2 separate regions of the Homo sapiens genome follow, and region 1 is linked to region 2. The links are chromatin loops, found by intact Hi-C in ENCODE. Cell type or tissue: Panc1. All regions are shown on one strand. Each heading gives the region's core, and the rest is flanking DNA. Links, peaks and the distances in the headings are about the cores only. Region 1 overlaps DLEU1 (deleted in lymphocytic leukemia 1). Region 2 overlaps DLEU1 (deleted in lymphocytic leukemia 1).

Region 1 (15,954 bases), core at 3,920-11,919, 190 kb after region 2:
ACACACAAAAAAACACCACAAAACATTCACCATTGCACAATAGTCTTTGCAATTAAAATGGAGTGCTGACTTTACCATCAAACAAATCTGGTTTTCAATCTGGCTCAGGCGCTAAGTGGTGATGTGACCTTGGTCAGGTCTCTATCCTCTCTCAAATAGAGAATGATGGCAGCCACCTCAAAGGGGTTTTACTGGGATTAATCGAGGTTGCCTCCTGTGGTTCCTGATACAGCAGCCACTCAATAAATGGTCCCTATCCAGATCTGAGCAGAAGTAAAGCCATGTAACCCAATATTTATCAATAAAAACACCTTAAGTGCATATAGACCTTGCATTTAGACCGTTCCCTTTCGTTGAATGTGAATTGCACTGTATCTTCTTGTTTGCACCAACCTCTTCTCATTTTACTTCACATTATGCCTGAGAAGTAGCAAAAGCTGTTATTATTAATCCCCATTTTGAAGTTGAGAAATTAAAGCTCAGACAAGTTCAATGGATTGTAAGCCATCACCACCATAGCTAGAAAGAAGCAGAAATGAAATGCAAATCCAGGAGTTCTGGGTATTCCAAGTACTTTACTCTTTCTATGCCTCCAGGTAGCATAGTTTCTAGACAAATAAATCTGAGATGCCCACCGGACCAACACAGTCAACTAAACAACTAACTTAGGAAAAGTTTCTCAAAACAAGTAATAGAGGCATAAAGGACTATGTCCAATAGATCATCTGGAAAGAGATACCCCTGCAACCTATAGTAAATGAAATATATATTGGAAAGCCAATCAGCTTGGCAAACAGCAGCTGGTGGACTGAAAGTAAAATAATGACTCAGATCATAGAATAGTATATTGAACTTCCAATAGAGGAATTACTTTAATTATAACCAAAAAAGATTTTGCAAACAGACATGTGCCGAAAAAAAAAAGGGGGACAAAGATTCTCCAATGCTGTTAGGCTAGGCTATAAAATAACATTTTATGATGAAATAACATTTTTCTGATTAAACACCCTTGATACAGCAACTCTCTCAGTGAAGCAAGACAAGGACAGGTATACAATTACTTCTCAGCAATTCCAAAATCCAAAATGCTTCGGAAACTAAGGTATTTTTGTTAAGTGTGGCACCAAAGTTCATTTGGTGAACTAACGTGAGGCTATGCTATGCAGTGTGGATATTCAGATATTCCGTATCAGACATGTTATGCGTGATCACACTCCAGACCCCACCTATAATATTATGTAATATAGGCACCATATTATCTTTCTAATATCTCAGATATTTTGAATTATTAAATATATCTGGCCACAAAAGTTTCAGATAAGAACATGCAGGCCTATTGTACTATTATTTCCATTTTAATTTTCATTTCACTGTCTGTCTAATACTAACCTTTGGGTAAAGATACTCAAAATATAGAGAATTCTGCTAAACAGAAAATCCATATGGCCATCATTCTTAAAACTCTTCTTGTACCTGGAAAGAAACCCAAGATATGTCTACAAAACTAGGAAAAATTGGTTCAGAGAGGAATTAAATCACGTATAGAGTTCCCAAGGTTACATGTTAATTACTGTAACATGACTGCTAAAGAAAATGTTTTTTATCAAACTGTGTTGTTAAAACCATTGAGTTCTGATGTAAGAGAAAGATTTCAGCCAAGTCATCTGAGAAGTGTTCATAAAGATATCCCAGACTATTCACCTATATTTTCATCTCTGCCTTGATGTGTGCCCTGAGACAGGCTGAAGTCTCCAGACCTCTCTTCTCTTGGATAACTGCCTAGAGCCCGGGCTTGAGAGGAAAAGAGAAAAGTTATATCCTGAAAACAGCAACATAAAAAGATCAAACAAGCCTACGAAATTCCTCTGTTTGAGGAAGAATTTTTTAAGAGTTATGAGGTCTCTGGGTGGGGCTTAGGTGGTTTCAAGGTTTACACAGCTCTGAATTATTTGAGGTTGTCGCATGGAGATGGGGAGCAGGGAGGCTTCCGGTGGTTTGCTGAAAGTCGTCTGCTTCAGATCAAATTATTGGCTTCAAGCTTGGCAGTGAGGAACTAATCCCAATGAGTACCAAAGCCGAAAGAAGAAACCAGGCAGGACGGGGCAAGAAAGGGATGGAGAAAGCATTATACTCTGAACTAGACTCTCCAGAGTTCCCTGGTTCTTTTTAAGCTAAAGATGAGCCCTGACGTGAATACTCACTCTACACTCCCGCTCCTCTCCCTACAGTGCTGAGCTAGCTCCCTTGGAACAACCAACAGTGCTGTTTCCTCTGCCTGAAACAGTCTTCTCTTCTCTTCACCTGCTGAACTCCAACTCATCTTTTAGGTCCTAGCCTAACAGTCTCTTCCTGTAGGAAGCTACCCGTGGTCCACCCCCAACCTGTCCCTGCACTACATTAGGTCTTCTCCTACATAGCCCGCAGCTCCTTGCCACCCACATCATAGCACTTACTTCACTTGGTTATAATTGCTTTTTTTCTCTCTGCCATCCCTGTTAGATATAACCTCCTTGAGAGCAGGGGCTATATTGATTTCAATCACCATTATATTCACAGCACCTGCTACAATGCCTAGCCCATAGTAGATATTTCATAAATCTCTATTATTTCTGTGTTTTACATGTGAAAAAAAATGTAAAAGCAGTTTTTTTAAAGGGTGTTGCAGTAACGTAGGCTAGTAGCTTTCAAACTATACCAACTTCTGGTACTGCCTCAGTGGGCAAGGGATTGCTTTCAGATCCCTTCTCCCACCTTCAGCTAGAGCAGCTCCCTTCCGTCCACCTCATGTCATAATTTTTACATATTCCTCTTACATAAAAGAGTTCTCCTTCTGGAAAAGTTAGAGAAGAACAAAACTAGGCAATAGTACTTAGGGGCATATAAGTGGGGATTTTGGAAAGGGACATTTCATTTGCATCAACAGAATTTGGTATTTGTGGAAAAGGAAGAAAAATGACCTTAGGTTTTGGGTTTAAGCCGTTTGAAATGGGTAGTGGCAAACTTTACAAAGGGTAGGATTAAGCAGAAGAAAAATATTTAAGGAAGATAACCACTTTGGTTTGAGTTAGGTTGAGTTTAAGTAACTAGAGGACAATTCCAGGAAGATAATCAGTTGAAAATACAGGTCTGGACATCATGGGGCATTATGGATATGGATGGTGGTGAAGCCATGGTGTTGGATAAGATTACTAAGGAAAAGGAGGCAGACGAAAAAGAGAAAAAAAAGTCAAAAACCAGAAAACCCTCAGGAAGACTAGCATTTCATTCATTTGCCCAATAAGTATTTATTAGATAAAGTGATAAAAAGAGAGAAAAAAGATAGTAAACAAAACAAAGAAGGAAGAGAGAAGAGTAGTAAGAGAAAAAAGTGAAGGAAGAAAATGTGCCTCAGCCTCCTGAGTAGCTGGGATTACAGGCAGGCACCACCACGCCCAGCTAATTTTTGTATTTTTAGTAGAGATGGGATTTCATCATGTTGGCCAGGCTGGTCTTTTAACTCCTGACCTCAAGCAATCCTCCTGCCTCACCCTCCCAAAGTGCTGGGATTACAGGTGTGAGCCACTGCACCTGGCCCAGCCTCTGTTATTAAGTGGTGGGCACAACAAGACAAGCCTCTGCCCTCCTGAAGCTTATACCTTCGTGAGGGAGACAGATGTTAATCAAATAATCATTCTCACTAAATAGAATATGTCAATTATGGCAAATTCTAAGAATAAGACATAAATCAAGCCATGGGAGTCTACAGGGAAAAAACTGGCAGAATAACAACTTGTCAGGGAAGGTTTTCCTACAGAAATTATGCTTAAGTAAGACAGCAAAGATGAGTGGAACTTAAGTAAAGAGGGAAGAGCTTGTGCAAGGCCCTGTGATAGGAGAAACCCCAAGATGTGTTTCAGGGATTGAAAATCCAGTATGTGTAGAGCAGAGAGAGGAGGAATGAGTGAAAATAAGAATGGAGGCTGCGCATGGCGGCTCATGCCTGTACTCCCAGCACTTTGGGAGGCTGAAGCAGGCAGATCACTTGAGAGCAGGAGTTTGAGACCAGCTGGCCAACATGGCAAAACCCTGTCTCTACTAAAAATACAAAAATTAGCTGGGCGTGGTGGTGCACGCCTGTAATCCCAGCTACTCAGGAGGCTGAGGCACGAGAATCTCTTGAACCACGGAGGTGGAGGTCACAATGAGCCGAGATAGTGCCACTGCACTCTCTCTGGCCCGGGCAACAAAGTGAGACTCTGTCTAAAAAAAAAAAAGTAAGAATGGGGAGGCAGGCAGAAGCCAGACTATGTAGGGCTTTGGAGGCCAAATGGAATAATTTTTTCTCAATATATCCTAAGAGTACTAGTGACCACTGCAGGGTTTAGTGTGTGGGAGTGGGGAGGCTGGCGGGGAGATACTATCAGATTTGCAATCTGGAAAGATGGGTCCAGTTGAAAAGATGGAAAATAAGAGGAAGCAGAATATCTGAACAAAGTTCCTAGAGACACAGGAGATCAGCCAGAATGAGAATAGGGGGTGAGGATGTATTTGAGAAGGATGCGTCTTCTTGAGAGATAGAAAGGATAGAAGTAAAAAGATGTGAGACAATGGGCACATTTGGAAGTAGAAAGAGAAAGTGTAGTTGAAAAGTTAAAAATTTGATTTATCTGCTAAAAATGAAGAAAACATAGGTAGAAGGTGGGAGTACAGTTTCTGTTATGGAGAAGGCTTCCATCAATATTTATTGGATGTTAATGAATGTAAAGGTTTGGAATAGCTGCCGTGGCAATTGAGAAAGGGATCCCTCCAGGGAGCATAAGAATTGCCCAGCAATCCAACACCCACATTGCTCATTCTACTCAGTGTGGGTCATCAATGCCCATAGGGAAAAATGCATAGGCTCCAAAATATCATAAATTTGGAAATATTGTGGACACCTGCAATAGGAAAATCTGAATCATGGCATCATACTGCTTAAAATGCTCAAAATTAGGTGGAATGTCTTCAACGCACTTGATTACCACGTCACAAGGGGAACATTGGTCATCCTGTGATTAGTCATAGGTGGTTTGAATGCTTTGGAAATGATGTTTGCTGCTGGCATTTTCTAAAGAAGCATAAATTATAACTAAATTTCTCCTGTTTATATGCATTGCCATTTCTTCCCACAGCTTTCATCAACAAATAACAATCAGAGCACTATAGCTAACAAAGTAATAGCTGCATCGCATCTTGTTTCTGACACTGTCAAGCTCTACTTACTAGACAGCCAGATGTTGTCTATGATCTCTTCTTTCCCTTAAGTCATGCAGGGCATGAGGTGAGACATGGTGGCTACTGCCTTGGAAATCCAAAGCAGTCATCACAAAATACAAGGTAATTTTGATCATTGGGATGAGCAGGGAACAATATTTTTTTTCTATTCTAGCATCTTAGAGGTAGAAAGGCATTTTACTAGTGGTCTACTTAGTCGGGAAAAAATTATACACTGGGGTATAGGAAGAAAATACTATAACTTAATCTTCTCTTTATTTTTATTTTTAGAAGGCAAGGAATTAAGCTCATTTGTGACTAATTTATTATATGACTTGACACTGACATTTTGCTCAGCCTGAACATCAGATGCCACATGTGACATACTAAGGGCAGAGTGGGGGCTGCACAGCATTGGCAGTGCCATTCTTTCTTGTTGTGTCCAATAAGGTAGGTTATGAGCAACCTCAGAAGACTCAATTTTGCTAAGATGTCTATTTTCTCCAAACTGATCTATAAAGATTTGACACAATCTCAATCAAAATTCAATTTTTCAATAGTCAAAAGTAAATTTTTCCATAAAAATTGAGAATTTAATTCTAAAATTCATATGGAAATGCAAAAGACCTCGAATACTGAAGAAACTTTGAAAAAAGAACAACACTGGAGGGCTTACATGCCTTGATTTCAAGTCTTATTATAGAACTACAGTTATCAATACAGTGTGGCACTGGCATAAGGATAGACAAATAGATCAGTGGAGCAAAATAGAGGGTCCATAAATAGGTCCACACATATACAAACAATTGATTTTTGCTAGAAGTACAAAGGTAAGTCAGGGAAGTAATAATAAGCTTTTCTATAAATTGTGCTGGAAAAATTGTATATCCACATGCAAAAATATAAACATTGATCCATACTTTAAATTGTATATAAAAACTAATTCAAAATGAAATATAGACCTAAATGTAAAACCTAAAATTATAAAACTTCTGTTAGAGAATCTCTCTGATCCCAGGATAGGTAAAGATTTCTTAGATATAACACCAAATGAACAACCCATAAAAGAAAAAAATTGATAATTTGAAACTCAATAGACTTTTGAAGAGCAGAAGCTTTTAATTTTGACAAGAGAATAAGAAGACAAGCAAAAACTAGGAGAAAATATTTATAAACTACATATCTCACAAAGAACAAATTTTAAAACTCATTAAGAAGAAAACATAAAAACAATTAAAAAAATAAAACATTCAAATAGACACCTCACCAAAGGTAGACAATTGGAAATAAGCACATGTAAAGATGTTCAACATAATTAGTCTTTGGGGAAATGCAAATGAAAACCACAATAAAGCATGAAGTCAAATCTATTAGGATGGCTAAAATTTAGAAAACTGACCACACCCAGCGATGTTAAGGAAGTGAAGCAACTGGAACTCTCATACACTGTTGGTGTGAATGTAAAATGGCACAATCACTTTAGAAAACAGTTTGACAATTTCAAAAATGTTACACATGCGCCTGCCATATGTTCCAGCCATTCCACTCATAGGTTTTTACCTAAGAGGAAAATAAATATGTTCATATACAGGCTTGTACAGAAATATTCATAGCTGCGTTTTTTTTTTTGTAACAGCAAAAAACTGGAAACAGCCCAAATGCCCATAATTAAGTGAATGGATAAAGAAATTGTGATATAATCATACAATAGAATATTACTCCACAATAAAAAGGAGTGAATTATTGATATATTCAACAGCATTGATGAGTCTCAAAGTAAGTATTCTGACTGAAAGAAAAGAGATTTTTTTAAAGATTACATGCTGTATGTTTCACTTTATATAAAATCCTAGAAAATGCAAGTTAATGTGTAGTTACAGAAAAAAAGATCAATGGTTACCTAGGAAAGAGGAATTTCAAAAGGACCCAAGAAAACTTTTAGGAGTAGTGGGTTTATTAGCTTGATTGTGGTGGTAGTTTTAATAAGAATATACATATGTTAAAACATCAAATTGTACACTATATGTATGTGCAGTTTATTGTTTGTTGGTTATGTCTCAATAAAACTGTTAAAAGAAATTATGTCATGTTCAAGAAAAAAATATTTGTAGATTCAGTAAAAGACTATCAATACTACCTTACCTACTGTAGCACTTAGGTAAAAGATAATCTATTAACTTTTCAGGATTCCAGTTGTACATGTAAAATAAAGAAAAAACTCACTTCACTCAAGAATTATAAAAATTATTAGCTAGTATTGACTAGGTCAACTGAAAATGCCAAGTGTTGTGCAAACTGCTTTATTTTTAGCTATACAATATAGTGGTTATTTCAGATTCTTGAATCTGAGCATGTAACTGTTGGCTGAATTTATCCCTAAATCCTTCCATTTGGGCAAATGACTTGATTTGCAGTATCAATTCAGTATATGTGTAGTTCAAGATTCCCAAGAGGTTGTGCTGGTGTACTGGCAAAGATTGTATTTTGGATGTAAGTGATTTCCTTATATAATCTGTAAACTAGAAACTGACAAGTATGGTAGATTTCACAAATATAAACAATGTTACTATTGGACTTCATCTGTAATCAATTTATGAAATGCACCTGAGTAGATTTTCTAAAGAGTTTAGGTACTTCAATGTCAGAAGGAAAAGCCTTTTCTCCTTGAATCTTCACATTCACTAGCTAAATGGGCTAAACAAGAAGCACATCAAAAAAAGAAAAAAAACAGCACCCTGGAGTGACACAAGACTGAATTCTAATCCCAGTTCTGGTACTCACCTGCATGAGACCTTAGGCAAGTTACTTCACCACTTCTGTTTCTTTGTAAGAAGGGAGCAAGATGCTTGCCTTCTGTGCCTCTTAACACACATCATCCAGAAAGTTTGCAAAACCACCTCATCTTCAATATTTAGTTTTAAACCTTCACTGCAATGTTGTTCCAGCGTAACACTTCAGTAAAGGAAAGGAATTATACTAGGGTCTTGCACTATGGCTTGATCTGACCCTCTAGGGCTCATGTTAAAGATAAGTATATTGATTTTAGCCCATTTATAAAGTTACTAGGCCATCATTACCAACTCTTGCAAAATGAAAAATTTATTTAATTGACTAAGGTTTATGAGACTTTAAAAAATATGGCAGCACATTGATAAATGAGTTACCCAGTCACAGCCTGACTCATTCTACAAATATTTGCTAAGTACTTACTGTGTGACAGGGAGTCCATAGTAGACAAATCTCAGCTTACTATTTATTATGGACTGAATTATTTCCCCCCTCACAGACACACACAAATTCATATACTGAAGCTCAAATCCCCAATGTGACTATATTTGGAGATGGGACCTTTAAAGAGGTAAATAAGGTTAAAGAGATCAAAACAATGGGCCCTAATACATTGGGACTGGTGTCCTTACAAAAAGAAAAGATACCAGGGATACTCAGGCACAGAGAAAAAGGCCCTGTGAAGACACAACAAGAAGGCAGCCATCTGCAAGCCAAGGACAGAAGCCTCAGATGAAACCAAATCTGCAGACACCTTAATCTTAGACTTCGAGCCTCCAGAATTGTGAGAAAATACATTTTGTGGTTTAAGCCACACAGTCTGTGGTATGTTGTTATGGTAGGCCTCACAGACTAAGACACCATTTTTAATTAAGAAACTGACATGCCTGGTTTGAGAAGATTTTTGAGTCAGAAGTCAAGAGAAAATTTATACAATTTGAAAGCTGAAAATGTAGAGAAAATGTGTTTTCAGAAATGCCCTGAGAATGAATATCTTTCTACAGCCATTTCTTGGGTCTTGGCCAGCTTTTCTCTATGTGTCTTTAAGGAAGAGTATTTGCACACAAGAGTGAAGTTATCACACCAGGCAATCTGTCAGCATAGGAAAGTTTACACAATAGAAACGGTGACTCTGCAGCACCCCTGGCCAGCAGTCTCCAAGGGCCTCATGCTTGAACCTGACCATCCCCCTTTGACTTTTCCTCCCTGCCCCAAAAGTTCTCACTTTTGCTCTCCCTCTTTCTCTCTTACGGAAGAAAACCAGTCCGGACTGTGCATCCGCTCAAAGATGAAAAGTTGGTCCTGAAAACTTGTCTTGTAGTAACTGCCCTTGAATACCTATAGTTATATAGGTGTGCTGTCTATTGGGTGTGTTTGTAACAGCTTTGGGGTTCTCAAAATAACCTCTCTGTGTCCTCTACAACAGTGATCCCCAACATTTTTGATACCAGGGACTGGTTTCATGGAGGACAACTTTTCCACAGACACAGAGTGGAGGGGGATGGTTCAGGATGATACAAGCGCATTACACTTACTGTGCAATTTATTTATATTATTATTAGATTGTAATATATAATGAAGTATACAACTCTTTATCATGTAGAATCAATGGGAGCCCTGAGCTTGTTTTCCTGCAACTAAACAGTCCCACCTGGGGGTGATAGGAGACAGTGACAGATCATTATGCACTAGATTCTCATAAAGAGCACGCAATCTAGATCCCTTGCATGCACCATTCACCATAGGGTTCACACTCCTGTGAGAATCTAAAGCCACCACTGATCTGACAGGAGGCTGAGCTCAGAGGGTAATGGGAGTGATGGGGCGTGGTTGTAAATACAAATGAAGCTTCACTCACTCGCCTGCTATTCACCTCCTGCTGTGCGGCCCTGTTGCTAACAGACCATGGACTGGTACTGGTCCATGGCCCAGAGGTTGGGGACCCCTACTCTACAAGGTGGCTCCTGGTCTCTAGATAATTTTATAAGCCAAGAGGAGATATCCCCATCCCAACCCAGGAAGCAGGAGGAAAAGGAAGCAGGGAATAATATAAAATATAGAGGATTTGAAAGAAAAACAACTTTTCTTCTGCCTTCATTCCTCTCTTCCCATCTCCCCCAGGGAGGCCTTCACTATCTTCAGAGCTTCAGCTCTTGCCTCTAAGCTGGTGGTTCCCACATTGTGTTCTCAATTCCAATTTCCCCGAGAGTGCTAGTATTATATCTATGACTGTCTAGCTGACATTTTCACCTAGATGGCCCAAACTCACCCCTCAATATTCTAGGCTCACCATAACCTTCTAGTAACATTTTGAGGGTTCCTATGTGTCCCAGACCATCTCATTAAATTTAGTTATCTGTTCACTTCCAAGTATAAGACTTTTTATTCTGAATGTCGTTCCCTTTGGCCTTTTTACAATAGAAACCTTATTGGGTGAGTGTTTTTCCATTTCATCTATTTTTTTAAATTACTCAAATGTCCTGTCTTTAATAACTAGGCTAAATGCTACTATTTCTAAACAATCATTTTTATTCACGAAAACACATTTTAGACCCTTTCCACATCCCACCTTCATCCTATGAATATGTGAGATTTTTATGGGCTCACAGACAGTTTTGGAATAAAGAAAAGACTATTCAGAGTTTACTTTGGATATAAAAATTAATAGTAAGTGAGTTAATTTTATTAAAGTTACCAACCAAATAAATACCAAGAATGGACCAATGATGAGAATGTGTTATGAACCAAGGATTCTAAATGATCCTCTGAACGCCTGTCACACATTTAAAAAAGAATACAGAAACTTGATTATTCCTTAAACTTTTAAGTTCAGCTTACAAGTATTATTTTATTGGTAACTGTAGCAGATTTTAACAATCACTTTTAAGAGCTCTTTGGATAATATTGATTCTTAATGTTCAAGTGTTACAACTAAATTTATAAATTTAACATATTCAGTATACTTTTTAAGTATTGCAATTGTATTTATCCAACAAATTTTCCTCTGTACTTAAAGTAATTCTTATATATCTGATAAATTAAATTTGTAAATATGGTGAATTTTGATTTTATACCAAATATAAGCTAATTAAAATTTCAACCTAAAAATCACAGCTCAAAACCAACTATCCAAAAATGTAAGATCTGTGTCATTTTTTTTTTCTACATGTGGACTTCCATTGTTCCAGCACTATTTATTGAAATGACAAAGACTATTATTTCTCCATCGAATTGCCTTTATTCCTTTGTCAAAGATTAGTTGACCATATTTGTATGGATCTATTTCTGGGTTCTCTATTCTGTTCCATATCTGTCATTTCTTGAAAACAATGTGTTGATTACCGTAGCTGCACAGTAGGCCTGGCAATTGGATAGTTCTCTAACTTTGTTCTTTTTCAGCAGTATGTTTGCTATTTTAATTCTTTTGTGTCTCCATATAAATGTCAGAGTCCATTTGTTGATATTCACAAAATAGCTTGATGGAATTTAATTGGGATTGCATTGAATCCATAGATCAAATTGGGAAGAATTGACATTTTAGCAATCCAGTCATGAACACAGAATATCTCTCCATTTATCTGGACCTTCTTTGATTTCTTTCATCAGTGTTTTATGGCTTTCCACATATAAATCTTATACCTAGTTTTTTCAGATATATAACTAAGTATGTCATTTTTGGATGTTATTATAAAGGGTTTTTTTTTTAACTTCAAAGTCCAATTGCTTATTACTGATATACAGAAAAGCAACTGATTTATGTTTATTAACCTCATATCTTGCAATCTTGCTATAATTGCTTTTTAGATCCAGGAGTTTTTGTGTTGATTCTTTGAGATTTTCTATATAGACAATCATGTCATCTATGAATAAAGACAATTTTATTTCTTCCTTTCTAATTTGTATACTTTTATTTTTTTATCTCATGTTATTGCACTAAATAGGACTTCCAGTATAATTTTATTTATTTATTTATTTATTTATTTATCGAGACAGGGTCTCACTGTGTCATCCAGGCCAGAGTGCAGTGACACAATCTCAGCTCACTGTAACCTCCAACTCCTGGGTTCAAGCAATTCTCCCACCTCAGCCTCCTGAGTAGCTGGAACTACAGGCACACACCACCACGCCCAGCTAATTTTTGTATTTTTTGGTAGGGATGGGTTTTCACCATGTTAGCCAGGCTGGTCTTGAACTCCTGACCTCAAGTGATCCATCTACCTTGGCCTCCCAAAGTGCTAGGATTACAGGCATGAGCCACCTCGCCCAGCCCCAGTACAATTTTAAATTGGAGTGGTGAAAGAGGACATCCTTTCTTGTTCCCAATCTTATGGGGAAAGCATCCAGTCTCTTACCATTTTAGTATGTTAGTTTTGAGATTTTTGTAGACGGTCTTTATCAAGCTGAGGAAGTTCCCCTTTATTCCTGGTTTGATGAATTTTTATCATGAAGGGGTGTTAGATTCTGTCAAATGACTTTTCTACATCAAATGATACAATTGTATGATTTTTCTTCTTTGGTTAGCCTGTTAATGTAATTGATTACATTGAATGATTTTCATATGTCGAACCAGCCTTGCATACCTGGAATGAATCCCAAATGATAGTAATATATTACTTTTTATACATTGATGGATGCAATTTGCTAATATTTTGTTGAGGATTTTTGCATCTATGTTCATAAGAGATATTAGCCTATAGTTTTCCTTTCTTGTACATTGTCTGGTTTTGGTATTAGGGTAAGGCTGGTTTCTTCCTTCACAGTTTGGTAGAATTCACTGGTCCTGATGCTGTCTTTTGGTGGAGGTTATTCATTATTGATTCAATTTCTTTAATACATATAAGACTATTTAGCTTATCTATTTCCCCTTTTGTGAGTTTTGATTATTTATGTTTCAAAGAATTGGTTCATTTTCTCTACGATATCAAATTTTGTCACATGGAGTTGTTCACAGCATTCCTTTATTATACTTTTAATGTCCATGAGATTGTCTCATAACATATATATTTTCTATGTTAAAGACTCTTAAAAGATTGCTGTATTCTTTTCATATGCTTCCAGTCTTAGGGTCATGCAATTTGAATGGATATTAAAATGATAACCCCTTTGAATTCTGGACGTATCTCATTTATTCATCTATCTTGTTGCAACTTCCAAAGTCGTTTACCCAATAGAATTAGAAGGAATGTAAGCATAAAGGATTTAAGCAGTTTTGCCCTAAGAGAGCAATAGATGAGACTTGTAATTCCAGCTTTAAATTGTTCATTGAATAATTCATATAGACTTGTGATTTTAAACATCAATCTTACTACAATTATGTATAGTATTAGAATATTTAAGAGAAATTAAGAATCAGCATATGTATAAATTTATTTTATAAACTTATAAGCATAATTTAAATCTTCAGAAAAGTTTTGTTAAAGAAAATCAAAATATTTAACTGTAAAGAGAAGTTAAATAGGGAGAAGTACAATTTGTAAATTAAAACATTATTCGAAGCCCATCTTAAGAGTGATTGTTAAATGTGTTGACATAAATAAAATAATAAGAGCTGTAAGCTGAGTTTAAAAACTAAAGGAATAACTAGGTTTTCAAATTTGTACCTTTAAAAAGTGAATATTAATTTTAAAACCAAAATAAATCCCTTGAATTCACTTTTGTGGGCAAAAAAAACCCCACCTTTGTTGCCACCAAAAACTCACATTTCCTAGTTGTAACATTTTGGGACAACTTGCAAGTAGAGAAGGCTGGGTGAGCAGTACAGAGGGTGGATTTCACAGGTGCTTGGTTCTATTGGTAGGGGTTCTATTCATAAAAGAGTGCCATCCCTGAAGAAAACCTGACACCTGAAGGTAATCTATAACTAAGGGTTATAATCCCTTGGGGCTTGAAAAGGCAAACCAACTCCAAACCACATAATTTTACTCTCTAATGGCTGAAAATTAATAGGGAGTAGAAGGAGAAAGAGAAGTTGTGATGAGACTGGCCCTGTTTTTTTAATTGTCTACTTCATAATATCTCCAGGCGTACTCCACTTGTTAACTCTTGGAGATGATCAGAAACTTATGTGGGGGCTTTAAAAGACAACCTCAGACACTTCAAAAGATTAACAACTTTAATCAATGCCTCCAAGTGTGTCTAACAATCACAGCAGCTAATGATATATGGGAGATGCCACAGGTATAATGTTCAGCCACAAACTCATTCTCCATCTAGCTGAAAATGGTGGTCTTCCCTTCTGAGACCTTGTGTGACTGTCTATTTGTCAAGGACTCTAATCTTTTAGATGAAGAGAAATACACAAGTACAGGCTACTTTATCCTGATCCCAAACAATTCATTATAAACAAAGTGGCCACATTTACTAGTGGTAAGTAAAATGCACAAGGAAGAGAATCAGCATTTGCCCAGTGCATATTATCTGCCAGATATCACAGGAATTATTTCAAGTAATACCATAAATAATGACATGTTTATGTTACTTATATTATTATAAATATAATTATATATTAATCACAACATATGAATCATTACAACCCTGTTAGGTAGATATTATTATTCCTGTTTAACTAGTTGAAAATTGAAGCTTAGAGAGTTTTCATAATTTATCCAAGTTCATAAGGCAGGAAATGACTTGAACTTCCCAAGCTCTTGCTCTTAATTCAACACTGTCCAATAGAAATATAATGCCAGCCACAAATGCGAGCCACATATGTAATTTTAAGTATTCTTGTAGCCACATTTATAAAGTAAGAAGAAGAAACAGATGAAATTAATTTTAATAACATATTATATTTATCCCACTTTGACCAAAATATTATAATTTTAGCATGTAAATCAATATAAAAATTATTAATGAGATAGTTTACTTTCTTTTTTTCATACCAAGGCTCCAAAATCCACTAAGCTCTTGTAGCACATCTCTATTCAGACTAGCCACATTTCAAGTGCTTACCAGCCAGGGGCTACCATATTTGATAGCATAGATCTAACCTCTGGGCCACCCAACCTCCCTAGATTAGAAACAGCTATACTGCACCTGCAACAAAACTGAGAAGAAAAATGTTACAGATTAAAAGTTAAATTGCTAGAAAACCATACATTTTCTGGTCAAAAGATAAATGAAAGGAAGTAATTCATCAGCTGCACTCCTCTGCACAACAATCATAAATGCACCAAACGCACTGAGCTATTTACCTTAGTGGGACGGGAAACAAATGATCTAAAACTCATAAATCCACACTTCAGAAAGTGTAGACTGCAAAAGAGAGTAATAAATCCAAATGAGTCCTGTATGAATTCTGCTTGGCTGTCCTTTTTGAAATGATTTTAGAAGAATCCCCCACAAATTGTACAGTCCTACATGAATTTTATCCCCTCTCCCCTGCCCCCCAACCACCATCCATTCTAACAAATCTCCCTCAAGGGACTTAGTTTGGGTGAAGGAATTTCCTTTATTTATTTTCCATTTCCTTCTTGTTGTAACTGTATTTTTATCCGTCCTGCTTCCCCCACTTCCCTCCCTCTCTTCTTCTAGCTGGTTTCCCAGATTCTGAAGCTTGCAGTTAGGTTTTTTGTTTTGTCTTATTTTTGAACATTACCCGCGTTACTTTGCTGCTGCTTTTCATTGATTGCCTGTAGATCATGTTCCCTCCTGCCTGGAGGAAAACGAGAAAACCTTTCCAGCACCATGATGCCCCTGGTAGGAGCCAGGGACCGAGTTGACCGACTTAGTAGGATACATGGTTGGGGAGTGTGGGGTTGGATGGGGTGGGGGGGTGGGATGTGTGCAGCTGCTGAACGAAGTTTTCAAAGAAATAAAAAAATTTACCATTCCGCATCTTTGGTCTGGTTTATGTTTACAAAATGAAAATAGCTTGACTTTTTAGACTTCAGAATAATACCAAGAAAGGAAAAAGCACCTGAAGTCCCACTTACC
Region 2 (15,954 bases), core at 3,558-11,557:
GTGAAGCACATCGTTAGAGAATAAGAACACGGGGAAATTAAGAGGTGATCTTCAAAGGCTACAATGAACAGCTCCTCTCTGCTTTCACACACTATACAAGAAAAGACCTCCTTCAGTTCAGGAGGCTTTGGTTAACAGCCACATTCTCAATATTCTGGGTTTCAAGGCCAAGAAAATAAATGTCACAGTGGAAACCTCATGCTTTTTCAGGTGATATAATCCAAAAAATGTGTACATCTCAATAGTATAAAGGACTCTGAATCAGCCAGGGCTCAACTTGCTATTCTCTTCCTTGCCTGCAAGACTTGACCTTGAGTTTCAGTGTCTCTCAGCCGTACTTCTGCTTCCTGGTGACTAGAATTCAGGATTCTCTCCCATTTACCACTAGGGAAAACCCTACTGCTAAGGACCGTAAATGTCGGAGGATCCCCCTGAGTCTCACAGATGGCACTTGAAGAGAAGCAGTATGGAGACACAGGACACGAAGAAGGAAACAGAGACCCTGAGGACAGAGGCTCATGCAACTACTGCAAATGAACAAACACCAGAACAGGCATTTTTGCACTTTCAGACAGGGAGTTCCAGGACTGAGTGCACATACAGTCCATGGTTAGATTTCCAGGAAAGCCTCAGTGAGGGGCTGAATTATGTGCCATTAACTCAAGATACAGCCATCTTGGGAGTCAGCATATCTGTCTGAGCCCAGGTTATAAGTGCACACTGGTGGTCTATGGTTGCAGGCCGGTGTCACTGTCCTGTCACAGTCCTGAGATCTCCAAAGCAGCCCAGGTGACACATATGTCCCTGTCTTTGACTCTCCTCCAGCCCAACTCTGTGATACTACTATCAAGGCTCCAAAATGCAGCTGTTTTGCTACACAAATTATGAATAAGTTCTACAAACTTCTTGAACCATCTGGAAAGTGCTCAAAACACAGGGCTGCACAGACAAGGACTTTAAGGCTCAACTCACTCCCAGGTAATATTAGTGGCTCTTCTCAGCAAGAACATGAGCCCAGGTCCCAATAGCACTATTGAAAAAGGCAGTTCTGCTGTAGAATGGGTCCCTCTTTTTGCTGTTTCCACTGCTGAGTGCCCCCATCATGGGCATGCAAGATTTTTTCTGCAATTTTCCTTTCACAACTTTCATCAACTGCCTCTTCAATTTCCTGGTCTTGCACAATCTCAACCCAACTTACTTAACAGCACTGATTGTTCAGTTCTTATGGACAGTGTGTGCCTTTAGTCTTCCTCCAAGGAGAGTGCTTGACAAACATAAAATGGAAATCTTAGGAACACTTTTACACCATTGGTGGGAATGTAAATTACTTTAACCATTGTGGAAGATGGTGTGGCGATTCTTCAAAGATCTAGAACCAGAAATACCATTTGACCCAGCAATCCCATTACTGGGTATATACCCAAAGGAATATAAATCATTTTATTACAAAGATACATGCACACATACGTTCATTGCTGCACTTTTCACAATAGCAAAGACATGGAATCAATTCAAATGCCCATCAGTGATACACTGGATAAAGAAAATGTGGTACATATACACCATGGAATCCTATGCAGCCATTAAAAGGACACAGATCATGTTCTTTGCAGGGACACAGATGAAGCTGGAAGCCATTATCCTCAGCAAACTAATGCAGGAATAGAAAATCAAACACTGCATGTTCTCACTTGTAAGTGGGAGCTGAACAATGAGAACACATGGACACAAGGAAGGGAACAACATACACTGGGGCCTGTTGGCAGATGTGGTTGGGGAGGGGGAGCATTAGGACAAATAGCTAATGCATGCTGGGCTTAATACCTAGGTGATGGGTTGATAGGTGCAGGAAATCACCATGGCACATGTTTACCTATGTAACAAACCTGCACATCCTGTACACATACCCAGAACTAAAACTAAAAATAAAACAAAAACAAAAGAATGGAAATCTTTTCAGAAAAATGTGTCATTGAATTGGAGGTGGAATCCATAATGATCAACAACAATAAATTCTTTTCTTCTCCATTAGATCATCTCCCTCAGTCTGTGTGTGTGTTCATGCGTGTGTGCCATGCCGGGTCCCCACTTTCCTCAGCACATTTGTGCATGTGTTTGTTTACTGAGCAGTGCCCAGTTTGCGAGGCTCCCCCAAAGGCAGCCTCATTCTGCTAGTGCCTGCCCAGGACCCTGTACCAGTCAATGAGAAACCAAACAAACTGGCTGCAATAAGCCGTTTACACCAGTTCCCAAAGAGAAAACTTTGGGCCCATTCCCAGAAGGCCAGGCATGTGAGTGAAAGGAGCCTGACTTGCAAAGCTTCCCCCACACTCAGGGTTTATTCTGTTTATTCTGTCATCCCTGTTTATTCTTTCAACTGTGGTTTCTCCGTGGAGCAACACATCACACCGCACCCAGATTGTGGAGACACACAGAAGATATCCAGAAACGGCCAGAGAGAACACAATCCCTCCGATTCATTCGCTAAGCCATTTGTTAACACGCTGGTTTGGGGTTTTTCTTTTCCACAATTTTTCAACACTTGAGGAATTGAAACTGCCAGCTGTTCTCATCTTTAAATGAAATAGCCTGAATAATTGGGAATTTAAGCTAGTTTTCATTATTATAGTCCCCTTCAGAAATACATATGACCAAAATAATGAGCTAATGAAATAATTTGGACATCCTGACCATGCAAAACGGACGTGTAAAACATTAAATGCAGAGCCAGTCAATACTTAGTAAATGTTGATGCAGACTTGGTTTCCTAAGGTTTAAAATGTGTAACTAAATGACATATAACTTCTGAAATATCAGGGCACCAAGGAGGAATTAACAAAAGGCCATCAAAAAGCAGACTGCACATGATGTAGCAGAGAGGCTGTGGAGTCAGACATGCCCACATTTAAACTGGATTCCATGCTGGCTGTGTCACTGGAGCTGATGGCATGTTCTCAGCAAGCCTCAGTGCTCTCACCTCTAAAACGGGATTCAGAAGAATAGGGCGCCAATTTAGTAGATTGGTATGGAGATTAAAATTTAAAAATGCATGTAAAACACTTGACTAACTACAGTTTCTAGCTCACAATAAGCTCCTAGTAAATGAAAACTACTGGGCACTCCTGTCTTACAGATAATGGCTTTAAAAACTGGGAACTTAGAATAATTTTAAAACTCAGGAAACAAGGAATACCTCTTTGAGGGAAATATCTGACTCCTAAACCAGGTAATGGAACATCTTGGAAACCCAGACCTCTCAGAGCAGACTTGTTAAAGTGCCAGGGACAGGGCTCATACCCAGTTGACACTCAATCAACATTTATTGATACTGACCATGGTTTCCTCAGGTTTAAAGTTTAAAATAAAATGTCTAGAAGAATTACAGAATTAACCACTTGTGGTTATTCCTGAAATATGATAGCATCAGTGTGAAAATTGAAAACACTACCCCACATAAAAAGCTGTATACCAATTTTGTTTAAAAGACTGGAATGACCCTAAATACAAAGATTGCATGAAAAGCAGAGATTCGTTAAATTGTAAGAACAAAATTAAGGATTTCCTAGAAATGGAGGGGGCCTCACTAACTTCAGCAGAGAAATTTTCTTCATCTGTCATCCCCTGACTCCACAGGGTAATGTAACAATGCCAGGGAGATGTCTGCATATACCCAGGGTGAGACCACCAACCCTTTGCATTTAGCCAAAGGGCTACCAAATTATGGTGCAACACTGGCTGATTGAATCATTCAGAGTCAAATTCAAACAGATGAACTCACAGAGGAGAGCTCCCACACATAGATGGAGAAAATTAAGGGAGGTCATAGTTTAAAATTTTTCTTTTTATCAAGGTAGAGTTTGCAATGTGACAATCATTAAGCTGTAGGGGAGGCTTTTAACAGAATTCCCTCTGGCCTTCTACTAACTCACTGAAATACATCATTTGCTTTTCTCAACTTCCTTTAATTTTAGTCCAGAAATAACCATTTATCTTAACATTCACTCTCACGTGGGACAAAAGAAAAAACAAATTTTGCAGAATTCAGAGAGGCATTGATTAATTTATGCTGGTCTGTCTTTGAGGAATACCTGGGAATTAGAAGGCAACCAAGATATATTACCTCCATTCTTGAGAATCAGTTCCTAATCTTTAGGGACTAACCCTTTAAATGAGCTACCTCTCGTCACTAAATGTTGAATAAATTGATCTCTGGGACACTTAAAACGGCAGGCTGTGTGTCTGTATGGTATAGTAACACCCCCCACACAGACAGGCATGCACACACACACACACAAATGTGCACACACACATGCCCCTGAGTTGAAAAGAATCAGCAGGGACTGTTTTTTGGCATGCTGTCCATAGTCATTTGCACTTTTCCAGCACAGAGCAGAACCATAATAGTAAACCCTTTGCAAGAAACAGGCACATCTCCACATTAAGAAGGTTTGGCTGCAGGTGGGTATGAAAATGCAGAGTTTATGGAAACTTTGCCTTTTATTTATTTTTTTATATCCTCTGTTGCAACTGCAGATCTATGTGAGTGTAGCTAGCCTCTCTACTATGCCTTTTGGGAAACACACCTTGAGGTCTCTGCAGCCTCCTGGCCTGATGTTTGCATAGTTGAGTTGAGGAGGCTGGTAGTTTTCGGCCCAAACATCAACACAGAGGTTTACTTTGCCCTTGTATTAGATTAAAATGCTGGAACATATTTATAAGCTAAATTTGTTGTTGTGTTGTTGGTCAGTCTTCTTTCAAAAAAAAAAAGAACTTATTCTATAATTACATTTAGCAGAAAGCCATTTCCTACTTTTTCCTAGTGTAGGTCTCATGCTTAACTGTTCTGACATCACCTGGCCCCTCTATGGCTTAGCAACAAAAACTTCACTGAAATGAAGAATGCAGTTATTTATGCTGGCTGCTCTGGCAGGAAAGAAATTCAAAACATAATTTTTTAAAGTTATAACTATGGCTTGCATATAAACATAAGCATGTGGCAAATATTTACGTAATTCATTAATGAGGTAACGAGCAGAATGATAAAACCAGTGCAAAGAGTATTTGAGAAACTAAATATATGCGGGCATCTGAGAATGAATGTTGGAATAAGATTGCTGGGTTAGACAGAACACTAGTTAATACTATACTTGGCAATAAAAGTATAACCTTTAAAGTCATCCTTTTTTTTTTTTACCAGACCAAAATCACTTGCATCACTACTGAATAAAATCCTACAAATTAGCATGTCATCTCATAGAGTCTGAGCCTTAATTAGTAACAAATAATATGTCAAATAAGATACATTCCCCTAGAGAATCAGGTCATCTTTGGGTAGGTCTTTTAGAAAATGCTCTTACAAGACCGTGAAAACTGAGGCTATTCTACTGCCTTATTTCAAGTTTGATACTCTGTCTTAACATTAGTAAAGGGATTTTGGGAGGGCAAAGATGCCTCATATCAACAGTTATTAACAATTGAGGTCATGGGACAAATAGTTATAGAAATATTAATAGAACAATATCACCCCTCAGATTATGTTGAATACTAAAATATAGAGTTGGATGTAGAAGCAACCAAGTATCCCTCAAGGAATGAATGAACAACATGTGGCCTATCCATACAATGGAATATTGTCCAGGCTTTCAAAGGAAGGAAATTCTGACACATGCTACAACATGGATGAATCTTGATGACATTATGCAAAGTGAAATAAACCAGTTACAAAAAGAAAAATACTGTATAATTCCACTTAAAAGTTATCTAGAGTGGTCAAATTCACAGAAACAGAACATAAAAAGGTAGTTGCCAGGGCTTGGGGAAGGGGAGAATGGAGAATTGTAGTTTAAGAGGTATATAGTTTTAGATTTGCAAGATGAAAAAGTTTTGGAGATTGGCTGCACAACAATATGAACATACTTAACACTACTGAACTGTACACTTAGAAATGGTTAAGATGGTAAATTTTATGTTATGTGTTTTTTACCACAAAAATTTAAAACATTTACAAAGTTGGTATCATCAGTTCAGATGCCAGTTATAAGGCAAGGGAATGATTCCCACCAGAGTAAGATCAAAGTATGCATGGCAAGGAACCATCTTTTTACTGTCTGAAGTACCAGTTTATGACTTAACTTACAATGGGACATGAAGGAAATGAATGCAAAGATGCCAACCTAGCTGTGGTGGACTTCAGCTCACATCATGGAAACCATGAAGCAATTTAGCAAAGTTGGCTGCCTAAGCAGCCAAGGGTCCTGTGGTGCCTGTTAAAATCCAGCAAAAGCAGGGATGAGGTGCATTGGCCAGGGCCCAGTGCGTAGCCCCACAGCTGCAAAATGCTATCTGGCCTTTGAATCAGCACTCAGTGCTCCCCTTACCACTCTTAACTCTTAACTGCAAGAGTTAAACGCTGGAAAAGCTCAATCTAATATTCACTAAACAAACACTGAGAACCAGCTTTCTAATCATCACGTCTGCATCTTTTCTCATTACCTCCAGACTTTTGTCATAGGCCCTTGAAAAACTGGGCCTCTTGAAAAAAATGCAAAGAAAATCTTCTTGTTGTCCAAGGGCAAAGTTCTCACCCTTTCCTGATGTGACTACCTTAAGTGGTCTATACACTCCAGCAGAAAGTGGGAAACCCTCACAAAAGAATCTTTACCACGTCCCTATGAAATATTTTTATTCCTTTATAAAGTTGATTAATCTTCACAATAGAGCAATTATGTCTCTTTTCTCTCTCCTTCCTTCCTCCCTTCCTCCCTTTCTTTTCTTTCTTTCTTTCCTTCTTTCTTTCTTCCTTTCTTTCTCTCTTTTCTTTCTTTCTTTCTTCCCTTTTCTTTCTTCCTTTTCTTTTTTCTTTCTTTCTCTTTCTTTCTCTCTTTCTTTCTTCTTTCTTGATCAATAGAAACTTTCTCTAATTTTTATGGTGAACCGACATGATGCCATGGAATGCAGATTTAGATGGAACATTAAGCCCAGTTGGATTTTAAAATCCTTTATGGAGTCAAGGAAAACTACGCCCACCTCCATTAGGTAATGTCCTTCGATGCCTTGCATTCCACCCACAGTCAGAGTATTTTACCATATGGTCATTAATTTTTCAGCATTATAAAAATTGAGAAAATTTATTTATTTTCAAAAAATGTTTAACACTAACACTTAACCCTACACTAAAAATAAAAAGCAACAATGTCTAGAAATATGTTTTGTTCCATCATAGCTTCCATTGTTAAAATGTAGAACAAGCTGTCAAAATTCAAACACCCCTTAGCGCCAAAAAAAAAATCATTCTGTTTGACTTAGGAGCCTCCTCTTGGTATGATTTGCTTCACCCTAACTGAATTTATTGAGGATTACAGAGGTTGTGCATTGAAGTGTCCCTTCCAAAACCCAAACAAATCTCTCACACAAAGAGGACAACAGTAAAAGAAGCATGCAATTTACCAGGGCAGGCTGCTTACTGTCTTTTTTTTCTGATTTGCTTTACTTGTTTTAGTTTATGTTTTCATAAATCCTGTTTTGTTTAGCAACAGGTGTAACCCAGCTGCACCCACCCTAAAGTTGCTGTCTTTCTATTTCAGACTGTCTCCTGACATGGAATGACTCCAGAAGGCTCAGCCAAGAAAATAATTATGACAAGCTCAGAGAAATCTATAAAATGTTTAAATAGCTAACTAGCATGTTAACTACTGGAGGAAGCAGGTAGAATTAAATGGAAATATTAACTTTGAGATTAAAAAAATAAGAAGACAGAAAGAAAGCAAGCCCCAGGAAAAGTAAGGGAAAGGAGCAGTGAGCCAGGAGCGAGAGGAGGCTGGCCTTGGAAGCAGCGACAGTCTGAAAATATAGGTGCTGTAAAATATTTACTTGTCCTAAGTGCTTTCTCCTCCCCTGCCTGGTTGTGCCAACTCACAACCTCTTGTAAACTCTTCCATTTTTTATGGTTTTCTAGGGGCAGATGCTTATCAGCTGAAAGGTGAACTGCAACTATTTCACAGAAAATAAACTCAGAGTATGTTTATGTGATTGTTACTCTAAGACAGCAAGAAAAAAAAAATGAATTCAGCACACGAGCCATTTTAAAAATCTTGATCCTCGCCAAACCCCAAACCAAATTTGTGTCTTACACTGTTCTCTTCAGCCCCCTTTCACGTTCCTCCCCACAAGAATATAATCATTTGGACAACCCTAAGAGTCGCAAGCTAAGTCACTATTGTCACAGCTTGGCTTGTCTGGCAGTTTGGACACTGCCCAGTGTCCCCTCCAGGGAGCAGAGGAATCCGTGTAAAGATTTTACTTAATCATTATTTTTAACCTTTGGGGGTTGCAGCTAATGATATGAAAAAAGCCTTCAAAACCACACAATATACTGGGGCATAAAAATGGCCTATATTTGAAAATAACTCCAAGTTTAGCTGTTTTGGAATAAAGCAAATGTTTAAAGTAGCCTGAAGTGAAACTTGAATGTTTCAATAGGCCCAGCTGCCTCTGAGGCTGGCGTGGGGCTCGGGGAGGAAGCGGTGGTTTCTCTTTGAAGCCTGGCTGCAACAAGTCCAGGAGCGGCCAAATTGCAGAGAGAAGCTGCCTCCCCAGCCTGCAGGTCCCCCCGAGAGCTGCTGAGACAGAGCCATCATCATCTCACTTCTTTCCTGAAGGCAGAAAAAGAGGAGGAAAACAAGAAACACAAAAGGAGGACTTGGAAGATTTAGGGCTCTGAGTGCAAACGTTTTTGTGGCAATTAAAGTTTAAAGAAACCAAGCTGGCCCGCAGCAGGAGGAACTATGTTGAACACCAAGCAAACTGAGGAGGAGAGAATTGGAGTTTTTATTTTCTGCTTTGATAAAACAAACAAATAAACAGACAGACAAAAAAACTGGGATCCAAGAAACGAAGGAGACAAGATGACCGAGTGGGAACATGTCTCCAATGGGTTGTTTCATTTTTTGTTTCCGGTAATGAACCACCAGCAAATCCGAAGTACCCTACACCCTACATTGTCCCCTCCTTGTCTTCTAAGTGACCTAGTAGCAAGCTTTTTTTTTTTTTTTCCAAATTCTGTGGTCTATAGTGTATGTCAGAAGAGAACCTCCTCCCCCATCCTCTTTTCTCAGCTGAAGACTGGCTCCCTATGTCACTAAGATTACAAAAGAGGAACTTCCAAGCACTCCCATGTCCATAAATACTCACCTTTGTTTGCAAACCTCACATTCTGCTTCCTCTCCTGTCACTCTGTATGAACAGTCCATAACCCTTCGGCCACCCTCCACCTATGCGCTGGAACCCAAATGCACTCACCTACTCCAGGACATCATTTGTCCCCTGTCTCTTCTGCTGCATCATCAACTTCTACTTTTGACTATATTATTCCCACATACAAACATGCTGCAATTCTCCCATTTCAGGGGAAAAAAGTTTCTCTTTACCCCACTTCACCACCAGCTACCATCCCATCTTCTGGTCCCCTTTATGATAAAACTATGAAAAGCATAATTTATATCAGTGCTGTCCAGTAGCCATATAATGTGAGCCACATCTGTCATTTTAATTTTTCTAGTAGCCACATGAAAAAAATTTAAAAAGAAACAAATGAAATTAATTTTAATAATAAATTTTTGGAGTTATTTTCAGATATAGGCCATTTTTATGCCCCAGTTCTGTACAGCCCCAATTTCTCCTCCTTCCATCCTCTTTTGAACCCATGTCTCAGGGTTTTGCCTTCACCACTCAACTGACACTGCTCTTATCAAAGTCTCCAATAATTTGCTCTATCTAGAGGTCAATTCTCAGCCTATCACTTGCTTGACCTGTCACACTGTATTAGTCAATGTTCTCTAAAGGGACAGAACTAATTGGACAGATGAATGTATGAAGGGGAGTTTGTTAGGAGAACTGACTCACATGATCACAAGGTTAAGTCTCACAATAGGCCATCTGCAAGCTAAGAAGCCAGGAAGCCAGTCTGAGTCCCAAAACCTCAAAAGCAGGAAAGCTGACAGTGTAGCCTTCAGTCTGTGGCCAAAGGCCCAAGAGCCCCTGGCAAACCACTGGTGTAAGTCCAAGAGTCCAAGAACTTGGAGTCTGATGTTTGAGGGCAGGAAGCATTCAGCACAAGAGAAAGATGGAGACCAGAAGACTCAGCCAGTCTAGTCCTTCCACATTCTTCTGCCTGCTTTTATCCTAGCTGTGCTGGCAGCTGATTAGATTGTGCCCACCAAGACTGATGGTGGGGTCTGTGCCTCCCAGTCCACTGACTCAAATGTTAATCTCCTTTGGCAACATCCCCACAGACACACCCAGGAACAATACTTTGCATCCTTCAATCCTATCAAGTTGACACTCAATATTTACCATTAAGCGGCATTTAACCCAGCAGATCACTCTTTCCTGCTTGATAAACTTTCTTCCCTTGGCTTCCAGGATACCACCACACTCTCCTGGCTTTCCCCTTACCTCACTGGTTGCTGCTCCCCCGTCACCTTTGCTGGTTTATTCTCGTCTTTTCGCCCTCTAAATTATGTGCCAGTGGAAAGTCCCAGCACTCATTCTTCCATCCTCTTTACTTTTCTAGTCACTCTGTCTCCTGGATGCTGTCATCCACCTATTTGTTGACAAATCTCCACCCTGGATCTCCCTTCTGAACTCCAGCCCCATAATCTCCCTTCAGGCCCATGTATCTCCATTTGGACATCGCAAGGCCTATCAAACCTAATGTGTGCAGAAATTGATCTCCTGATTACCACCCTTGAAACTTTCTTCTCCTGCTACTTATCTCATCTCAGGATATGGCAACTTCTTGCTCCGGTCTTGAGAACATCCTTGTTCATCTTTCTCATACACTACCTCCAATCCTTCAACAAATCCTCTCAAGTATACCCTCAAAATATATCCCCAATCTGCCCATTTCTTTCCTTCTTGTCTGTTTTGCTTCTCACGGTAGGTGGCTGGTACTAAGTGGTCGATGATAAATGAAAGACCACTTCCTGAACCCATGAGAAGCAGAGACAGGCTGGTGTTGCATCATTTTATGCCCAGCTACAGCTGATGTTACAGACACTATAGTAATACTACAGAGCTGGGGGTGGGAACCAGAGAGGGCTGGAGATTTCCCTGAGTAGGGAAGAAGAGACACAGCAGAGTAGCTCAGGTGTGATCATTTGCAGCCTAACTAGGTGGAATGCCATGGCTGGGCCACTCCACTTTGCCATTCCTTATCCATCCAGTGCAATTAACCTAAGTGTTCTAATTGCCTCCTCCCACTCCCTTCAAGAATACCATCAATCTCTCTGGCATTGGTTGCTCTGATTTTAAAGGCCCTCATACCAGTCCCATGTGTCATCTTCCCTTCTCTCTCAACTTGATAAAAGAGAGGGAAAACCCTTGTAGGCTCCTACTCTAAGGTCTAGAAATCAGCTTTGTGCTCAAGGAATTTTTTCTATGTCATTGAATCTAACATTTTAAAATCAAGTTGGAGAAATCACAAACTAGAAGATTTATAGATTTTGTATATAAAAATAAAAAATTACTCCATTCATAAGAGACTAAACAATCTTAAAAATTACTCAACAAATGGGAAAAAAATAGTCACAGAAACTAAGTCACATAATTAATATTTAAATAAAGCTGTAGGATCCAAAAGATAAATACATATGTAAATGATATGAACATATAGTCCTCAAGAGACAATACAAGTGGTTAGCAAATATTGAAAACTGAGTTGGGCAAGGTGGTTAAGGCCTGTAATCCCAACAATTTGGGGGGCTGAAGAGGAAAGATGGCTTGAGCTCAGGAGCTTGAGACCAGCCAGGGAAACATAGGGAGACCTCATCTCTGAAAATATGTTTAAAAATTAGCCAGGCATAATGGCACACACTTGTGGTCCCAGCTACTCAGCAGGCTGTGTGGGAGGATTGCTTGAGCCCAAGAGGTCAAGGCTACAGTGAGCCATGACTGCTCTATTGCATTCCAGCCTGGGCAACAGTGAGACCCTGTATCAAAAAAAAAAAAAAAAGGATTTGGACTTTGCTAAGGAAATAAGAAATAAGAAATCTGAAATAAGAAAAATAAAACTTGTATTCAAAAGGTTTTATAGTGAAGATGGCCAAATAGGAACAGCTCCAGTCTAGAGCTCCCAGCGTGAGCGATGCAGAAGACAGGTGATTTCTGCATTTCCAACTGAGGTACTGGGCTCATCTCACTGGCGAGTGCTGGAAAGTGGGTGCAGGACAGTGGGTGCAGTGCACCCAGTGTGAGCCAAAGCAGGGCAAGGCATCGCCTCAACCGGGAAGCACAAGGGGTCAGGGAATTCCCTTTCCTAGTCAAAGAAAGGGGTGACAGATGGCACCTGGAAAATTGGGTCACTCCCACCCTAATACTGTGCTTTTCCAATGGTCTTAGCAAATGGCACACCAGGAGATTATATCCTGTGCCTGGCTCGGAGGATCCTACGCCCACAGAGCCTCGCTCATGCTAGCACAGCGGTCTGAGATCAAACTGCAAGGTGGCAGTGAGGCTGGGGGAGGGGCGCCCACCATTGCTGAGGCTTGAGTAGGTAAACAAAGCAACCGGGAAGCTCGAACTAGGTGGAGCCCACCGCAGCTCAAGGAGGCCTGCCTGCCTCTGTAGACCTCACCTCTGGGGGCAGGGCATAGCTGAACAAAAGGCAGCAGAAACCTCTGCAGACTTAAATGTCCCTGTCTGACAGCTTTGAAGAGAGTAGTGGTTCTCCCAGCAGGCAGCTTGAGATCTGAGAACGGACAGACTGCCTCCTCAAGTGGGTCCCTGACCCCCAAGTAGCCTAACTGGGAGGCACCCCCCAGTAGGGGCAGACTGACACCTCACATGGCCGGGTACTCCCCTGAGACAAAACTTCCAGAGGAACGATCAGGCAGAAACATTTGCTGCTCACCAATATCCACTGTTCTGTAGCCTCTGCTGCTGATACTCAGGCAAACAGGGTCTCAAGTGGACCTCCAGCAAACTCCAACAGACCTTCAGCTGAGGGTCCTGACTCTTAGAAGGAAAACTAACAAACAGAAAGGACATCCACACCAAAACCCCATCTGTACGTCACCATCATCAAAGACCAAAGGTAGATAAAACCATGAAGATGGGGAAAAAACAGAGCAGAAAAACTGGAAACTCTAAAAATCAGAGCACCTCTCCTCCTCCAAAGGAACGCAGCTCCTCACCAGCAACAGAACAAAGCTGGACGGAGAATGACTTTGACAAGTTGAGAGAAGAAGGCTTCAGACGATCAAACTACTCCAAGCTAAAGGATGAAGTTCCAACCCACGGCAAAGAAGTTAAAAACCTTGAAAAAAAAATTAGACGAATGGCTAACTAGAAGAACCAATGCAGAGAAGTCCTTAAAGGACCTGATGGAGCTGAAAACCAAGGCACGAGAACTGCGTGATGAATGCACAAGCCTCAGTAGCCGATTTGATCAACTGGAAGAAAGGGTATCAGTGATGGAAGATCAAATGAATGAAATGAAGCAAGAAGAGAAGTTTAGAGAAAAAAGAATAAAAAGAAAAGAACAAAGCCTCCAAGAAATATGGGACTATGTGAAAAGACCAAATCTACGTCTGATTGGTGTACCTGAAAGTGACGGGGAGAATGGAACCAAGTTGGAAAACACTCTGCAGGATATTATCCAGGAGAACTTCCCCAATCTAGCAAGGCAGGCCAACATTCAAATTCAGGAAATACAGAGAACGCCACAAAGATACTCCTCGAGAAGAGCAACTCCAAGACACATAACTGTCAGATTCACCAAAGTTGAAATGAAGGAAAAAATGTTAAGGGCAGCCAGAGAGAAAGGTTGGGTTACCCACAAAGGGAAGCCCATCAGAGTAACAGCTGATCTCTCGGCAGAAACTCTATAAGCCAGATGAGAGTGGGGGCCAATATTCAACATTCTTAAAGAAAAGAATTTTCAACCCAGAATTTCATATCCAGCCAAACTAAGCTTCATAAGTGAAGGAGAAATAAAATCCTTTACAGACAAGCAAATGCTGAGAGATTTTGTCACCACCAGGCCTGCCCTAAAAGAGCTCCTGAAGGAAGCACTAAACATGGAAAGGAACAGCTGGTACGAGCCACTGCAAAAACATGCCAAATTGTAAAGACCATCGAGGCTAGGAAGAAACTGCATCAACTAACGAGCAAAATAACCAGCTAACATCATAATGACAGGATCAAATTCACATATAATAATATTAACCTTAAATGTAAAAGGGCTGAATGCTCCAATTAAAAGACACAGACTGGCAAATTGGATAGTCAAGACCCATCAGTGTGCTGTATTCAGGAAACCCATCTCACGTGCAGAGACACACATAGGCTCAAAATAAAGGGATGGAGGAAGAGCTACCAAGCAAATGGAAAACAAAACAAGGCAGGGGTTGCAATCCTAGTCTCTGGTAAAACAGACTTTAAACCAACAAAGATCAAAAGAGACAAAGAAGGCCATTATATAATGGTAAAGGGATCAATTCAACAAGAAGAGCTAACTATCCTAAATATATATGCACCCAATACAGGAGCACCCGGATTCATAAAGCAAGTCCTTAGAGACCTAGAAAGAGACTTAGACTCCTACACAATAATAATGGGAGACTTTAACACCCCACTGTCAACATTAGAAGGATCAACAAGACAGAAAGTTAACAAGGATATCCAGGAGTTGAACTCAGCTCTGCACCAAGCAGACCTAATAGACATCTACAGAACTCTCCACCCCAAATCACCAGAATGTACATCCTTCTCAGCACCACATCGCACTTATTCCAAAATTGACCACATAGTTGGAAGTAAAGCACTCCTCAGCAAATGTAAAAGAACAGAAATTATAACAAACTATCTCTCAGACCACAGTGCAATCAAACTAGAACTCAGGATTAACAAACTCACTCAAAACCGCTCAACTACATGGAAACTGAACAACCTGCTCCTGAATGACTACTAGGTACATAATGAAATGAAGGCAGAAATAAAGATGTTCTTTGAAACCAACGAGAACAAAGACACAACATACCAGAATCTCTGGGACACATTCAAAGCAGTGTGTAGAGGGAAATTTATAGCACTAAATGCCCACAAGAGAAAGCAGGAAAGATCTAAAATTGACACCCTAACATCACAATTAAAAGAACTAGAGAAGCAAGAGCAAACGCATTCAAAAGCTAGCAGAAGGCAAGAAATAACTAAGATCAGAGCAGAACTGAAGGAAATAGAGACACAAACAACCCTTCAAAAAATCAATGAATCCAGGAGCTGGTTTTTTGAAAAGATCAACAAAATTGATAGACCGCTAGCAAGACTAATAAAGAAGAAAAGAGAGAAGAATCAAATAGACACAATAAAAAATGATAAAGATATCACCACTGATCCCACAGAAATACAAACTACCATCAGAGAATACTATAAACACCTCTATGAAAATAAACTAGAAAATCTAGAAGAAATGGATAAATTCCTCGACACATACACCCTCCCAAGACTAAACCAGGAAGAAGTTGAATCTCTGAATAGACCAATAACAGGATCTGAAATTGAGGCAATAATTAATAGCTTACCAACCAAAAAAAGTGCAGGACCAGATGGATTCGCAGCCGAATTCTACCAGAGGTACAAGGAGGAGCTGGTACCATTCCTTCTGAAACTATGCCAATCAATAGAAAAAGAGGGAATCCTCCCTAATTTCATGAGGCCAGCATCATCCTGATACCAAAGCCTGGTAGAGACACAACAAAAAAAAAGAGAATTTTAGACCAATATACCTGATGAACATCAATGCAAAAATCCTCAATAAAATACTGGCAAAACGAATCCAGCAGCACATCAAAAAGCTTATCCACCATGATCAAGTGGGCTTCATCACTGGGATGCAAGGCTGGTTCAATATATGCAAATCAATAAACGTAATCCAGCATATAAACAGAACCAAAGACA

Evidence for each region. Hi-C counts contacts between places; a loop is a spot of excess contacts. Peaks named below come from ENCODE experiments on the same cell type or tissue, not always from the same donor. Only the 100,000 strongest peaks of a DNase experiment are listed, where the experiment ranks them.
Region 1: a loop joins it to region 2, with 4 times the contacts of the local background. A loop is called at or near these places in 2 of 110 quality-filtered maps.

What each region holds. Positions count from the first base shown.
Region 1 is chr13:50,312,927-50,328,880 of GRCh38, reverse strand. The region is part of intron 2 of DLEU1 (deleted in lymphocytic leukemia 1); the gene reads right to left. Among named protein-coding and RNA genes, the nearest start is that of DLEU2, 200 kb to the right of the region's middle. In Panc1, for the core only: no CTCF peak of the experiment used is centred there; a DNase peak (open chromatin) is centred at 8,488; H3K27ac peaks cover 7,894 bases.
Region 2 is chr13:50,505,309-50,521,262 of GRCh38, reverse strand. The region is part of intron 5 of DLEU1 (deleted in lymphocytic leukemia 1); the gene reads right to left. It overlaps DLEU1-AS1 (DLEU1 antisense RNA 1), which reads left to right. Exons shown (of 3, transcript NR_125753.1): 3 at 1-330. Among named protein-coding and RNA genes, the nearest start is that of DLEU1-AS1, 14 kb to the left of the region's middle. In Panc1, for the core only: a CTCF peak has its summit at 8,276; no DNase peak of the experiment used is centred there; H3K4me3 peaks cover 1,782 bases; H3K27ac peaks cover 7,902 bases.